2 separate regions of the Homo sapiens genome follow, and region 1 is linked to region 2. Evidence: chromatin loops called from intact Hi-C (ENCODE). Cell type or tissue: heart right ventricle. All regions are shown on one strand. Links, peaks and the distances in the headings refer to the core of each region. The heading gives the core; the rest is flanking DNA. Region 1 has its middle 22 kb from the start of GPR85. Region 2 overlaps HRAT17 (heart tissue-associated transcript 17).

The links. Peaks named below come from ENCODE experiments on the same cell type or tissue, not always from the same donor. Only the 100,000 strongest peaks of a DNase experiment are listed, where the experiment ranks them.
Region 1: it touches region 2 in a loop (2.0-fold over the local background); 1 of 110 quality-filtered maps calls a loop at or near these places.

What each region holds. Positions count from the first base shown.
Region 1 is chr7:113,061,302-113,068,500 of GRCh38, forward strand. No RefSeq gene overlaps it. Among named protein-coding and RNA genes, the nearest start is that of GPR85, 22 kb to the right of the region's middle. In heart right ventricle, for the core only: no CTCF peak of the experiment used is centred there; no DNase peak of the experiment used is centred there.
Region 2 is chr7:112,962,134-112,968,959 of GRCh38, forward strand. The region is part of intron 4 of HRAT17 (heart tissue-associated transcript 17); the gene reads right to left. Among named protein-coding and RNA genes, the nearest start is that of SAMTOR, 26 kb to the left of the region's middle. In heart right ventricle, for the core only: no CTCF peak of the experiment used is centred there; no DNase peak of the experiment used is centred there; H3K4me3 peaks cover 547 bases; H3K27ac peaks cover 1,832 bases.

The DNA.
Region 1 (7,199 bases), core at 1,072-6,071, 100 kb after region 2:
CAAATCTCTATCACCTTCTTATAGCTACTGGTTGATCGTCCTTTCTCCTGTTTTGCTGTAATACCCTCATTTAGTTATATAAAGTGCTTCAAGAGTTCATATGCAACAGAGTGGAAATTAAGCTCAAGCAAGTGGTCAGAGTGAAGTATGGTAACACTTTTTCTTGGCTTTGACAGTTCTTACAAGATTAGGAAGAATAAATGCAAAAATTGCCATTAAAGCATCTTGTCCTTGGCTAAGGAATATGACACACCTTTATGGTCTTTGCATAATTATGTTTCCTAAAATGGTAATGTACATAAATTAGAAAGAAAAACAGCAAAAGACCAGAATTTATTTTTGTCCAATTGGCAAACTCTTCAGTTTTTACCTTTATGTATTTATAACTTAGCATTAAAAGATTTAGTGACTTATTTCACTTTTACTTTCCAGCAAAATAGTATGGAAAAGAGCCAAAATGGATATTTGATATTTTCATAACAAACAGAAATTTCATTAGACCATTAGGTTGATTATGTATATGAGATGTCTTCACAAAGTTCATAGAAAATGCATGTTATGAAAAAACTAGGCATAGATTTCATTTTCTTGCATCAAAATAAACTCTTACTCTTATAATGTATTATACCATATCTGAACAGAATCGAGTTTGAGGCACTAAGGTAAATAAAACATCAGTTTGAAAAGAGCCCCCTCTCAGAGCAACATTATTATGCTAAAATTGAGGCAAGAACAAACATTACATTTATGGTGAAGCTTGGATGTAAAAATGGCAAAATCATTGATGCTTTACAAAAATTTTGTGAGGACAATGCCCCAATGAAGTCAGCAGTTTACAAATGGATAACTCATTTTAGGAAGAGATGAGATGACATTAAAGATGAAGCCTGTAGTGGCCGATCATCCACATCAATTTGGGAAGAGAAAATGAATCTAATTTGTGTCCAGTTTGAAGCAGACTGATGATTAACAGCACAAACAGCAGTCAACACCGTAGATATCTCATTTGGTTCAGCTTACACAATCCTGACTGCAAAATTACAGTTGAGCAAACTTTCCATTTGATGGGTGCCAAGGCCATGGTGCCTGGATCAGCTGCAGACAAGAGCAGAGCTTTCCAGGGAAATTTCAAACAAGTAGCATCAAGAGCCTGAAGCCTTTCTTCAAAGAATCGTAACAGGAAATCAAACAGGGCTTTACCAGTGTGATTCTGAAGATAGAGCACAATCAAAGCAATGTCTACCAAGAGGTGAAGGTGGTCCAGGCAAAGCAAAAGCAGGCTGGTCCAGAGCAAAGGTAATGACAACAGTTTTTTGGGGATACTCAAGGCATTTTGCTGGTTGACTTTCTGGAGGGATAAAGAATGATATTATCTGCTTATTATGAGAATGTGTTGACACAGCTAAAATTTCAGCAGAAAAACACCCAGTAAAGCTTCGCTAGGAAGTTCCCACCTCCAACAATGCTCCTGCTCATTCTTCTTGTCAAATAAGGACAATTTCGCAAGAGTTTCAATCATTAGCATCAACCTTACCATCCTGATATGGCTCCTTCTGACTTCCTTTTGTTTTCTAATACTAAAAAATCTTTAAAGGACACCCATTTTTTTCAGTTAATAATGTAAAAAAGACTTTATTGACATGATTAACTTCCCAGGACCCACAGTTCTTTCAAAACGGACTACATGGCTGATATCATCACTTATAAGTGTCTTAAACATGATGGAGCTTATGTTGAGAAGTAAAGCTTATATTCTTATTTTTATGTTTTAATTCAATTTTTCCACAAACTTTTTGAAGTCCCCTCATACTTATGGTACTGTTTTTGTTGGAATGAATGTGCAGTGTTTTCCTGTTTCCTTACTGCCTCTTTAATTGCAAACTTTCCCAAGGTTGTGTAAATAGCTCAGTTACTTTTTATTTTAAAAAGATTAATAGCCATTATTTTATAGAATTGTATTTACGCGCATCCAATTAAATGATAATTTCCATTTTTGTTATTGAATACTTATCTATTATTTTCTGTCATTTAATGTGACCTTAGATTTCAAATTATTAGTTATTTTAAAATAAACGCTATGCACTGTTGGAATTGTCTTATCTTCTCCAAAAATTTAAATTGCTTTCTTAAATCTATTTTGAAGCACATAGAGCAAAATTGGTTACATGAAATTTGTGGTTTGCTTATTGGAATTAAATGCAGCTAACTAGTTACAGCACAATCTGCTGATTCCGTTCATGCTGGGTCTATGAATAGGAAGTATAAAATTTGTGTTAGATAAGAGTCAGTGGATTTAGTACCCATGAATGAAGCCAGGTTGGCAACCTTTGAATGATACCAGATGGACATAGGAGATTTTATTTTTTATTTTAATGGACAGAATAGAGAAGCAGGTGCTACAGGACTACTCTCAGGGTGCTGCAGGGAATTTGGCTCCCATTTCCATTCTAGACTTATTTTTTTGTTTGGAAACAGCTAAGGACTAGGGGTTGAAGGAAGAGGGGTGAATGACCACCAGATGGGAATTCCTGTGATATGAATTACTACTGTTAACTGTTACTGTCATGTTGTTAGGCTCACCATCAGGATTCTAATACTCAGCTACTTAAACTACTAGAGCTGTTAGAATCCATTCACTTAGCATCACTATATCTTAGAATAGAAAGGGATCTTAACAGTCCTGTATCCCAATACCTTGTTTTTACAAATGAGACAAAAGAAGCCTACAGAAGGGAAATTTGCCTAAAGCTGCGAGGCTAATTAGTGGGACATGTACAACCTGACTCCAGATTCTTGACTTTATCACTGGTGCCATCACACTGTATTGTCAGCTTCTTAACAAATATCATCTGTTAACATATCATTTGTTAACTACCCACCACCTCCATGTATGAACTTGTGAAACAAACAAACAAACAAAGAAATTCGCTGCCGTTGGCACTTTTGCATCTAAAGCAGCTCTTCCTTATTTGGTGCATCCTCTACTTGGGTTTCTACATAGACTTTCTTCTTTGGCAATTAGCATATTAGAAAGGAAAAATATTTGCAGCCTAATTTAAATATTCTAATTAACAGTCATTATTATTTTTAATATAATTCAATTGCATTACAAACATTGGAGAAAACAATTAAGGCAAACTGAGAGAAAGAAAAAAATCTGTCACAGTTATCACACTGCTGATCTCTTCTAGATCACTCCATATTGTGGCTACTTTCCTGGATTGAAAAAAGACATTCCTCTAGTTTCCTCATTTAGGTGGTATGGTAGCAGATACAGCAGTGTCTCTATAACCTAAAAGAAATGCTCTATATTAAATGATTAGAGCAGTGAAAATTCTGTCTCATCGCAACATTGCCGAATGACCAAACTATAGGATGTAAAATGAACAGAAAGGGAAATATGCATAAGTATGGAAATGTGTCTTGGTTTGTAGCCAGAGCTTTGCTAAACAAGTTTTAAGTGGTTAATATAAGTTTGTTATCCTTGCTTTCCCCTGAATTATTTCTATCAACAGCCACTCATTCTTGGCTTGATATCCTAGCCAGACTTGTTCTCAATTCTGCGTTGTTGGAACCATTTGGTCCTCTGGACAGGCTCTGTCCAGATTGCCTCAACTTCCTGTCCTTTCTCTTCCTAGGCCTCTCCCTCATGCCTTCATCACTTATCCCAACCTGACTGGGTTATATTAAGATCCGTCATGGTCAGAGCTGTCTCCAGGCAGGATTCAAGCCCTTCTCTTCTAGCTCAGTGTTGGCAGACTCTAGCCCCAGTTGACCCTGACTAATCATGTGGCCCTAACCAAAGACCCCTCTTTTAATAAAAATTAATTATTCAAAACAGAGGTAACAATCCAGAGTATATGCATTTGGGCTTTGGAGACAGGCAGATCTAGGTTTAAAATCCAGCTTCAATTCTTATTATCTGCCTGACAGTAGGCAAAATACTTTTCCTTTCTAAGTCTCAGTTTATGTATCTTAGAGTAGGGAGTGGATAAATTAGGTAATTAATGCAGCTAATTTTGAGAGAGTAAGCACCAAAATATGATGTTTATTATGGGGTGAGGCAGGACAGCATGGTGAGCAGGAGTTTGGGCTTACCAGGCAGGCAGACATATATTTGAATCCTGACACCAGATATCATTAATGAGTTATTTTCTTCTCAGAGCCTTGATGTTTTCCTCTGCAAAATGAGATTAATAATAGTGCTTTCTTCACAGAGGATTTAGTGAGATAATAGCTTTAACTCACTTGGAACTTTATGGTATATCTGGAGAGAAGAAGGAAGAAGGCAAGTTCACACTGCACTATATTGCCTCCCTCTGGATTCTTCACTGCCATGGTCTGCTCTTCCAGCAGAACTTGTGAACCTCCCAGAAGCCAAGTGCACTATTGGAGAATTGGAGGAAATCTGCACTCATTCATCCATCAACTTATTTATTATATATAAAATAAATGTATATTTTTATATAATAAATAAATAATATTATATATATATAATAATATATTTTATATATAATTCTGCACTCATTCATCCTACTTATTTATTATATATTATTATATATAATAAATTATTTATTATTATATATAATAAATTATTTATTATTTATTATTATATATAATAAATTATTTATTAATTATATATAATTATATATTTCATATATAATAAATAAGTTGATGGATGAATGAGTGCAGATATATATATATCTAACTATATACATATATATGTTTATATGTGTATATATATATGTAGTTAGCTGTTGTCATCCTTTCCTTGACTTCTGTGTGTTGGATTCTCAGAGCTGACAGTCAAGCCTGTCTTCAAAGACTCCTGGCTCTCATTGAGCAAGCTTAAAGTCCCAGAAATTTTCAGTCTTCCCTGTCCTGTTATGGTTACTGGTGTCATATCCTAAGGCCACTGAGCTCCTGAGCTTGTCCTCTCCACTTGTACCTAATTCACTAATTTTAGTGCAGAACATTTTGCCTTTAAACTAACACTCAACCCCATCTTCCAAACTTATTTCTCCCCTATTTTCTTCTTTCAAGTCCAAGTTCCTATGCCATCCAAAGTGACAATGAAGGTGTTCTAAATGGATGGGAAAATGCTAGAGAATATTTATCCAACCAGTGTATTCTGAGGACCTACCAGTTGCCAGGCACTGTAACAGGTTTTGTGGAAATCAGTGATGAATGAGATGGATGCGGCATTTGTCTCCAGAGGCCTTACAGTGAAGAGGAGAAGATGTAGACTAATGAAGTACTGTATGTCAATAATTTCTGTGGCAGGGAAAGAACATAGGATGTGCACCAGAATCCAGAATTGAGGGGTTAGGAATGGCTTCCTGGAAGAGCTATGTCTTAACCTAGAGAAACAGGTGGTTGGAAGTCAGTCTTCCAGACCAAAGCAAGTACAAAAGCTCTCAGTGAGGGAAGGGCATCACTTGTTCATGGTAATGGGAAACATTTAGCATGGCTGGAGAACGGAGTATAAACAGGGATTGAAAATAGATTAGGTGACAGAAGTACACAGCACCCAGGTTACAAGTAGTTTTATAAGCAATATCTAGGAGTTTAGATTTTATCCTAAGAACATTAGAAAGCCATTCAAGTTTTTTTTGTTTGTGTGTTTGTTTGTTTTTTGTTTTTTGTTTTTTTTTTTGAGACTGAGTCTCACTCTGTCACCCAGCCTGGAGTACAGTGGAGCGATCTCGGCTCACTGCAACCTCTGCCTCCTGGGTTCAGGCAATTCTCGTGCCTCAGCCTTCCAAGTAAGTGGGATTACAGGTGCCTGCTAACATGCCCAGCTAATTTTTCATATTTTTAGTAGAGATGGGGTTTCACCATGTTGGCCAGCCTGGTCTCAAACTCCTGACCTCAGTTGATCCACCCACCTTGGCCTCCCAAAGTGCTGGGATTACAGGCATGAGTCACTGCGCCCGGCCAATTCAAGGGTTTTTAATTGGGCAGAAACATCATCAAGTTTGGTTTCAGAAAGCTCATTTGGAAGAAGTACAGAAAACAGTTCGGAAGGAGGGCAATAGCAGACACAGTCCCTCCAGTTAGAAGGCTTCTGCAGTGATTCAAGTGAGCAATGAAGTGGCATGAGCCAGAGAAGGAGAGGAAATCTGCAATCATTCATGCATTCATTTATTCATTTGTTCAACAAATACGAATGGACTCTGTGCCAGGCACTGTGCTGGATTTTAGGGATTATATGGTGAATGGCAAAGACAGGGCCCAGCCTATCCCCAAAATTAGAAGAATATATTTTTTCAAGTGCTTATGGGTAAAAGTATACATTAAATTCTTATATTAGTAAAGAAGAAAGGTCACAATCAGTTATGTAAACCTCTACCTAAAGAAAATTTAAAAAAGAAGAACAAATTAAACCCAAAGTAAGCAGAAGTAACGAACTAATAAAGATAGGAGTAGGAATCAATGAAGTAGGAAACAGAATAACAATAAAGAAAGCCAATGAAACTGAAAGCTGGTTCTTTGAAAATACCAGTATCATTGATAAACCTCTAATCAAACTGAACAAAGAGAGACAGGGAGGGAGAAAGAAAGAAAGTGAGCACACAAATTCACATTTTCAGGAAAGAAAGGAGGAGGCCTGGCACAGTGGCTCACACCTGTAATCCCAGCACTTTGAGAGGTCAAGGTGGGTGGATCAACTGAGGTCAGGCGTTCGAGACTAGCCTGGCCAACATGGTGAAACCCCATCTCTACTAAAAATATGAAAAATTAGTTGGGTGTGGTGGTGGGTGCCTGTAATCCCAGCTACTTGGGAAGCTGAAGCAGGAGAATCGCTTGAATCCAGGAGGTGGAGGTTGCAGTGAGCCAACATCGTGCCATTGCACTCCAGCCTGGGCAACAAGAGCAAAACTCCACCTCAAAAAAAAGAAGTGTCATTAGATTTACCAGCCCTGATATTCTTGGTGACCTTAGGAATAGAAGTGGTGAAGGAAACAGGGCTGCCATGGATGGAAGAGTGACTAGAAGATGATGCTTGATTGGGAAGAGGTGAGAAGGCATTACAGCTGGAGGGAGATGTAGGATTGAGGAGTTTTTCATTGTTTATTTGAGGCAAGAGAATCATGAACATATTCAAATGCCAAATACAAGAAAGCAAAAGCCAGCAGAAGAGGAGAGGTTCAACTTCCAGGAGTGGGGTGGGGACAATTGATAGGACAAGGTCTCTC
Region 2 (6,826 bases), core at 1-5,000:
CGGGCGCCTGTAGTCCCAGCTACTCGGGAGGCTGAGGCAGGAGAATGGCGTGAACCCGGGAGGCGGAGCTTGCAGTGAGCCGAGATCGTGCCACTGCACTCCAGCCTGGGCGACAGAGCGAGACTCCGTCTCAAAAAAAAAAAAAAAAAAAAGAAGACAAAGAGATGCAAGAGCTTTTTCTCTATATATACACATGCACAGTGGAAAGACCATGTTGAGGACATTTTGAGAAGGCAGCCATCTGCAAGCCAAGAAGACAGCCCTCACCAGAAACTGAATTTACTGGCATCCTGATCACAGACTTCTGAGAGAAAATAAATTTTATTGTTTAAACCACCAGTTTGTAGTATTTTCTTATGGCAGCCTGAGCAGACTAATATACCAAGTTTTAAATCTTCTTGATTATTCATTATTAATGACGTTAATTTTTAGGATTTATAACTAATGGCTATTTAAGATTCTTTAACCAGATAATACTATTTTTTTCGTAAGTTTTTCCATCTTCTCCCTTTCCTCTTTGTTTTAAAATCATCTGTATTCACAAATAAGAAGACAGGTAGCCTTAGAATCACATCTAAGAGAACTGATTCTTAAGATTTCTTGAATAACTCTAAAATTTTCTAGAAAAAATAGAAAACCTGACAATGAACTCTCTCAATCATTGCATTTCAATATCTAACATCAAACTTACTTTGGCTTCAGAAAACGTCAAATGTGCCACTCAAGATTATTTTCAGAATAATAATCACTGGAATCCAAACATTACATAAACTAAGGCATCTTTCGTCTTAATTCCTTGTGTTTACTCTTGTCAAGGAGGGTCACTTTTACTTTACAGTTCAGTTCCTATGACTGGATGCCAGTGTTGGTAAGTAAAATAAATACGTCATCACAAGAGTCTATAACCCAATTTTATGATTATATAATGTTATAATACTAATATATGATGTCTTACTTACTCAGAGTTCTACTATATGTTGTAGCATAATACAAATCTGTCAGTTTTTATTCTTTTATAGCCATATGAAGGAAATAGTTGAAAATCCAAGGGGGAGAAGGTGTATTTAAATGTATTGGGGAACAGCAATTTCAAAGAATATCTACTTAATTTCATCTTCCAAATCCTGAATATAGTAAGGCGTTAGGCTTATCACAGTGCCTGTCATATCATGTGTTGTGGTTTTACAATTAAAGAGACTATGACTTCATTATCTGTCGACCTGCTACCAGAGTAGAAAATCTCATGATTACATCTTTATGGGCTTTTTGGAAATGTATGTTTATTCCAAACCTGAGTTCGGGCAGGCAACAGGAAAGGGGAGTGTTGTGGGCTAACAAATTGCTGAATAACATTACCTGATTATGTTACTATGCTATGTTATAGGATAGACATTGAAGTAGCTGCTTTAATTTCCTATAATTAGAACTTAGATGATGTATTTTGGATCTTTGTTGTATGGATAAGGAAATTATGGTTCATAGAAGGTGACCACAGAGATAATTACTCAAAGAATAAAAAAATAAATAAAAATTGACAATGTCTTTCATTCCCCTGTGTCTGAATTCAGTTATAAACATGCCTCTTTGGTAGTCACTTCTCCAAGTGTATCATGTCCCATGCATTTAGAAACACAGATCTTTCTACTTGCAAATCTGGTACTTGAAAAAAAAAAAAAACAAAGAACCACACCATAAGAATAAGAAATGAGAACTACAGAGTGAGAAATGAGAGTGCATTGACAGTGCAGAGTAGGTGGTAAACTACCTTGAGTTTTTAAAAGAAGGGCACTAAAAAGCTCGGTACAAAACATGTTGTCAAAGGAAATGAGAAAATGCCAAGCTAAATTTAAAAAAAGTTAATTGGTAATATTCAACAATATTTAGGCATTTCTAAGACATTATATATTTTAGTTAATTTTGAAAAAAACTTTTAACCCACACCTTTCATGATTGTAACAGATGTTAGATTTTGTCCATAATTTGGTAGATATAAAATCCTTACTTTTTCTGGGTAGCATATCCCATATTATTACCATACTATTTCATGCTATGGAGTCATTTATTCATTTGAATGCAGCACCATTCAGATTCTTTGCCAATTACTAGAAAGCATTAAATGTATATAACTGAAAAATTATCTTGGCTTCAGAGTGAAAGAGCGTACTTTATAATTTCACCTATTTATGAACCTATTTGCCCATCATTTGTTAATTTAACATTGAGGAAAGGACAGGGAAAGAAGTTGACAGTTTTAGGGTTAGAAGCAAAATGAGGAATGAAATGTGAAACACAAAGAATGAAACTTGAAAAGGATGCTTCAGGGGAGCTCAATCAGAGAAAGATTTTAAGGGTTTCTAATTTTATATGATGACTACAAAGAAATAAAAAAGGAATAACACCATCAATTTCACACCTCCCTTAATCTGGGAATATGAAGGACAAAGCATAAAACAGGTATTATTTTTGTTGTTGTTAAAGGTGACAAGGAATTAATGTTGTTCTTTAGGGTATCTGTCTAGATCTAAACAATGGAGTTTGAAATTTCCATATGGATTTTATTTCAATTTCACCATACTCTTAATTGCTGACATGTTGGCTTTTCAAGACTGTTCATGAAAAAAACCTTAGTTAATCAGTTAATTGAAGAAGAAAGTGGTGTGATATCCTTGGGGGAAATGGGCTAGAGTCAGGAAATTTGGGTTCTGGTTTCCCTTTGTCACCGACATGCTAAATAACCCTGAGCAACCTGTTAAACCTCTCTGAGAAACACAATTTTCCTTTAAAATAACTGTACTGAACCAGACTGTCCCTGAGATCTTTCGCATATTTTGTGTTTCTAGTAATTAGAACTGTTTTCACAGGTATCAGGTGATCTGAGGGCACAGTGTAAAATTCATGGCAAGATGAGCAGTTTCATTTCCAGGTGAGAAGAATAAAATAGTCTCACGTAATTTTTCCCAATCAAGGAGTTAATTTGTAATATAGATGATGATGTCTTGTTTGAGGATTAAATAATGTATATTTAATATTCTTAGTCAGAATTTTGTTAAGGGACATAGGGAAGGATATTATGAGACTGAGGAGCTCTAAATATAACTTAAATTGATAATGCCAAAGTGGTATACCAACATAAACTACCTGGGAAGCACACAGAAGATTTAGATTTGCAAAGGCAAGATATTCAAACTTATTTTAACTACTCTTGGAACTATATTATATTTAAAGAATGAACATCTTTTAAAACAGACCTAAATGGATGAAATTCTAAAAGTTAATTAATAAATGATTAGATGATTTAAATTTTTGCATAGGAATTAAAAAGTGGCACATGCCCAAGGAATAAAACTGGTGAGAAAATAAACTTTGTCCAAAAAATGCAACTGTTATTTCAGGTAATGTGGGTATCCTGGCAGTGCTAAATGAAGATAATTGGAATAAAAACAGAAATTTATGTTATGAAGGACTATATTTTGACTGTGAATTCAGGATTTTTTTGCAGTCAACAGATTTTATCATGGCTTTTGGCAGAATGATGAAAGGCCCTAAACAAGTCCTTGGGCGTTGCTCATTGAGAAACCAGCAGAATACTTTCATATTTGCAGAGAAAAGTTGCCAACATGCCAGGCAAAAATGCTCACTGGGGTGGAGAATTGGAAATATGATAGTGATCTCAAATGACACAGGAAAGTTGGGGGGAATAGACAATTCTATAAGCTTAATAAAAAATATAAAGATGCCATAATCAAATCTTAAATTTCTAATGCCAGGTCTATATTTCTGGAGATAAGGTATGATAACCGAGCGGGAGTATACCATGCTGAGATTGCTTCTAAGCTCTCTTCTTGTAGCTACTACCCTTAATACTTGTATTATAAATTTGTTGCACGCTCATCTAAAATAATTTGGTCATTCACAATAACTCATCTTTTTGGGGTTGATATGTGAAGTGACTTCCCATAATTCAAATTTAGGTGAGGGCTGTAGGTTTCCTCCTCCATAACTTCACTATGAGATGATATGTTACAATGAAAACGAGTCTCAGACCAAATTTGCTGCACATACGAAGATTTCATAGCAATGTTTATTGAAAAAAAGTCATAAAACCTGTTCTGCAAACTGTATCATTTTAGTCACTCTAACAGAAACTTGCATACAAACATCAATAGAGACAAATGTATGTTTCAGTATCAAATACAGCTAAGCTTTTAACAGAGTCAGGTGACAAAAATCCTCCATCAGGCAGCCAAATAATTTACTTATAAGCTGGGGCTTTATTCAGAAGTGTTAGGACATTAGTTGCCTAGATACTAAGCTATTCATTCAAAGGTGGGAAAATCTGTACATTATTTCTAACCAATGCATGCATCTGAGCATCATTCATTTCACCAGTGAAAATCACTTTTAACATCTAAAGCCTTTGGTGTTGACCAGAGATAAAATATCGTACTTGAAAGCCTGGTGTAGCAGCCTCTGGATTGCAGGTTTGGGTCAATGCTAACTAACTGCCCCTGAAGTAGATCTTCCTGATTAGTATACTTCAAATGATAATTACCTAGGGCAAGATTAAACTGAAACTAATCTATCATATTGTCTATACTGCAGTATTTTAGAGTGAATTATAGACAATGTAAAGCAATTTATTTGAAATGTTAAAATAGCATTAATTTTTGTTTCATTTTTAATTTAGATAAATAAAATAATGAAAGTAAATACTGCCCTAAAATTTTGTCACCTAGGTAATGCATTGATATGTTAAATAAATAATTGAATGTGATAAGGAAAATCTATGTGGTATAGAAAGATACAAACTGCAAGGGGAAAGCTTTCGTTTTCTATCTCCTTCCAAATACCTTCACTTACAACCCCGGTACTTTTTGTCTAAGTAATCACAGGCACTTTTTTCCTTTCTTTCTTCCAGAAAAAGAAAAGATTCCTCTCTCTTTCTCTCTCACAAAATATTATATATAATATTTATATGTAATATAAATACACTCATACATATAGTTCCTCATCTGAAAATTCACTTAAGAATTTTATATTTTAGAATTATATCCTTATTAGCATATATAAATCCCCCTCATTCTTTATAAATGACTCCATATTCCATTATATGATTGTAGCTTAATATTTTAAACCAATCTTCCACAGAGATTCTAGCACATATATCTTGTTGCACTTTTGCAAACATTCCACTGGGTAAATGCCTAGCAGAGAAATTTCTGGCCAAAAAGTATGTGGTTTTAAAATTTGGATCGATATTGCCAAATACCCTCCTGAAAGCTTAAATCAATTTGTACCTCTACAACCAGTATGTAAGAGTGTCCTCGTCTCAAATCTTTACCAGCATTGGATATCGTTAGACTTCTACATTTTTGTCAATCTTATTTGTAAAATTTTTTAGATTTGTATTTCTTAAATTGTTAACTTGAGATTGAAAATTTTACTTGCTAATTGGCAATTTGTATTTCTTGTCTATTGAAACACTCAAGCATATCTTTACCATTGTCCACTCTGATTTTTTTCATCTTTTCCTTACTGATTCCTATGTATGATTTCTTTGTAAATTAATGAAATTAATCTTTTTTTGCATGTTAAAAATATCTTTTTCTGCTGGGCGCGGTGGCTCACGCCTGTAATCCCAGCACTTTGGGAGGCCGAGACGGGCAGATCACAAGGTCAGGAGATCGAGACCATCCTGGCTAACACGGTGAAACCCCGTCTCTACTAAAAAAAATACAAAAAAATTAGCCAGGGGTGGTGGCAGGTGCCTGTAGTCCCAGCTACGTGGGAGGCTGAGGCAGGAGAATGGCGTAAACCTGGGAGGTGGAGCTTGCAGTGAGCCGAGATTGCGCCACTGCACTCCAGCCTGGGTGACACAGCAAGACTCCGTCTCAAAAAAAAAAAAAATTTCTTTTCTTGTGTGTTGTTTGACTCTGTTTATGGTTATAATTTTAGTTTTCATTAAACAGAAGTTTTTCCACATTGATTTGAAACACAACGTTGACATAAAGGTAATATCTATATGTATTTTGGTCTATTTCATGACTTTAATAATCTGTTCTTCTCAAGTACCAAACTGTTTAATTACTGAAGCTACATGGCATCTTAAGAGCTAGTCGGGCTAGTCACTTTCACTCTTCAATTTTAGAATTTTCTTAATATCCTTACATGTTTATTTTTCTAGATTATTCTTATATAATTTTGTCTAGTTGAAAGAGAAATCCTTTTGGTATTTTAATTGTTACTGCATTTAAATTATTGAATAATTTAGGGGAGAAATGACATCTTTACACTTTTATCTTCATAGTGTAGAAGTACATAGTGTGTATTATGATTTATTTAAGTCTTTTAAAAAAAATTCCTTAGTATAGTTTGCAAGTTTTAGACATATGGATTATGTATATTTCCTATAAGTTTATAGGTTACGGGTATTTTATATTTTAATTTTTCTTACAAATGGGATTATTTCTCCCATTAGATTTTCTATATGGCTACTGATTAAATATTGGAAAGCTATTTATATTTAATGTTAATTACGTAACCTACGACTTTTTAAATATTCTTATTATTTCTAATAGTTTTCAGTTAACATTAAACACACACACACAGACACACACACACTATTTTTAGCAGAAATAAAGAACCAGAAAGGTTATTTAAAAGGCTTTGACTAAAAGAAGTACTCTGAATTGTCCTAATTGGAAATGGTCAGTAGAGACATGAACATATGTGTTATGTACTGAATCTCCACAAAATTCAGTGCCAAAAGGGTAAAGTATTTTGCAAAAATTTATTTCCACCTCAAGCAGAATGGACATCCATACTA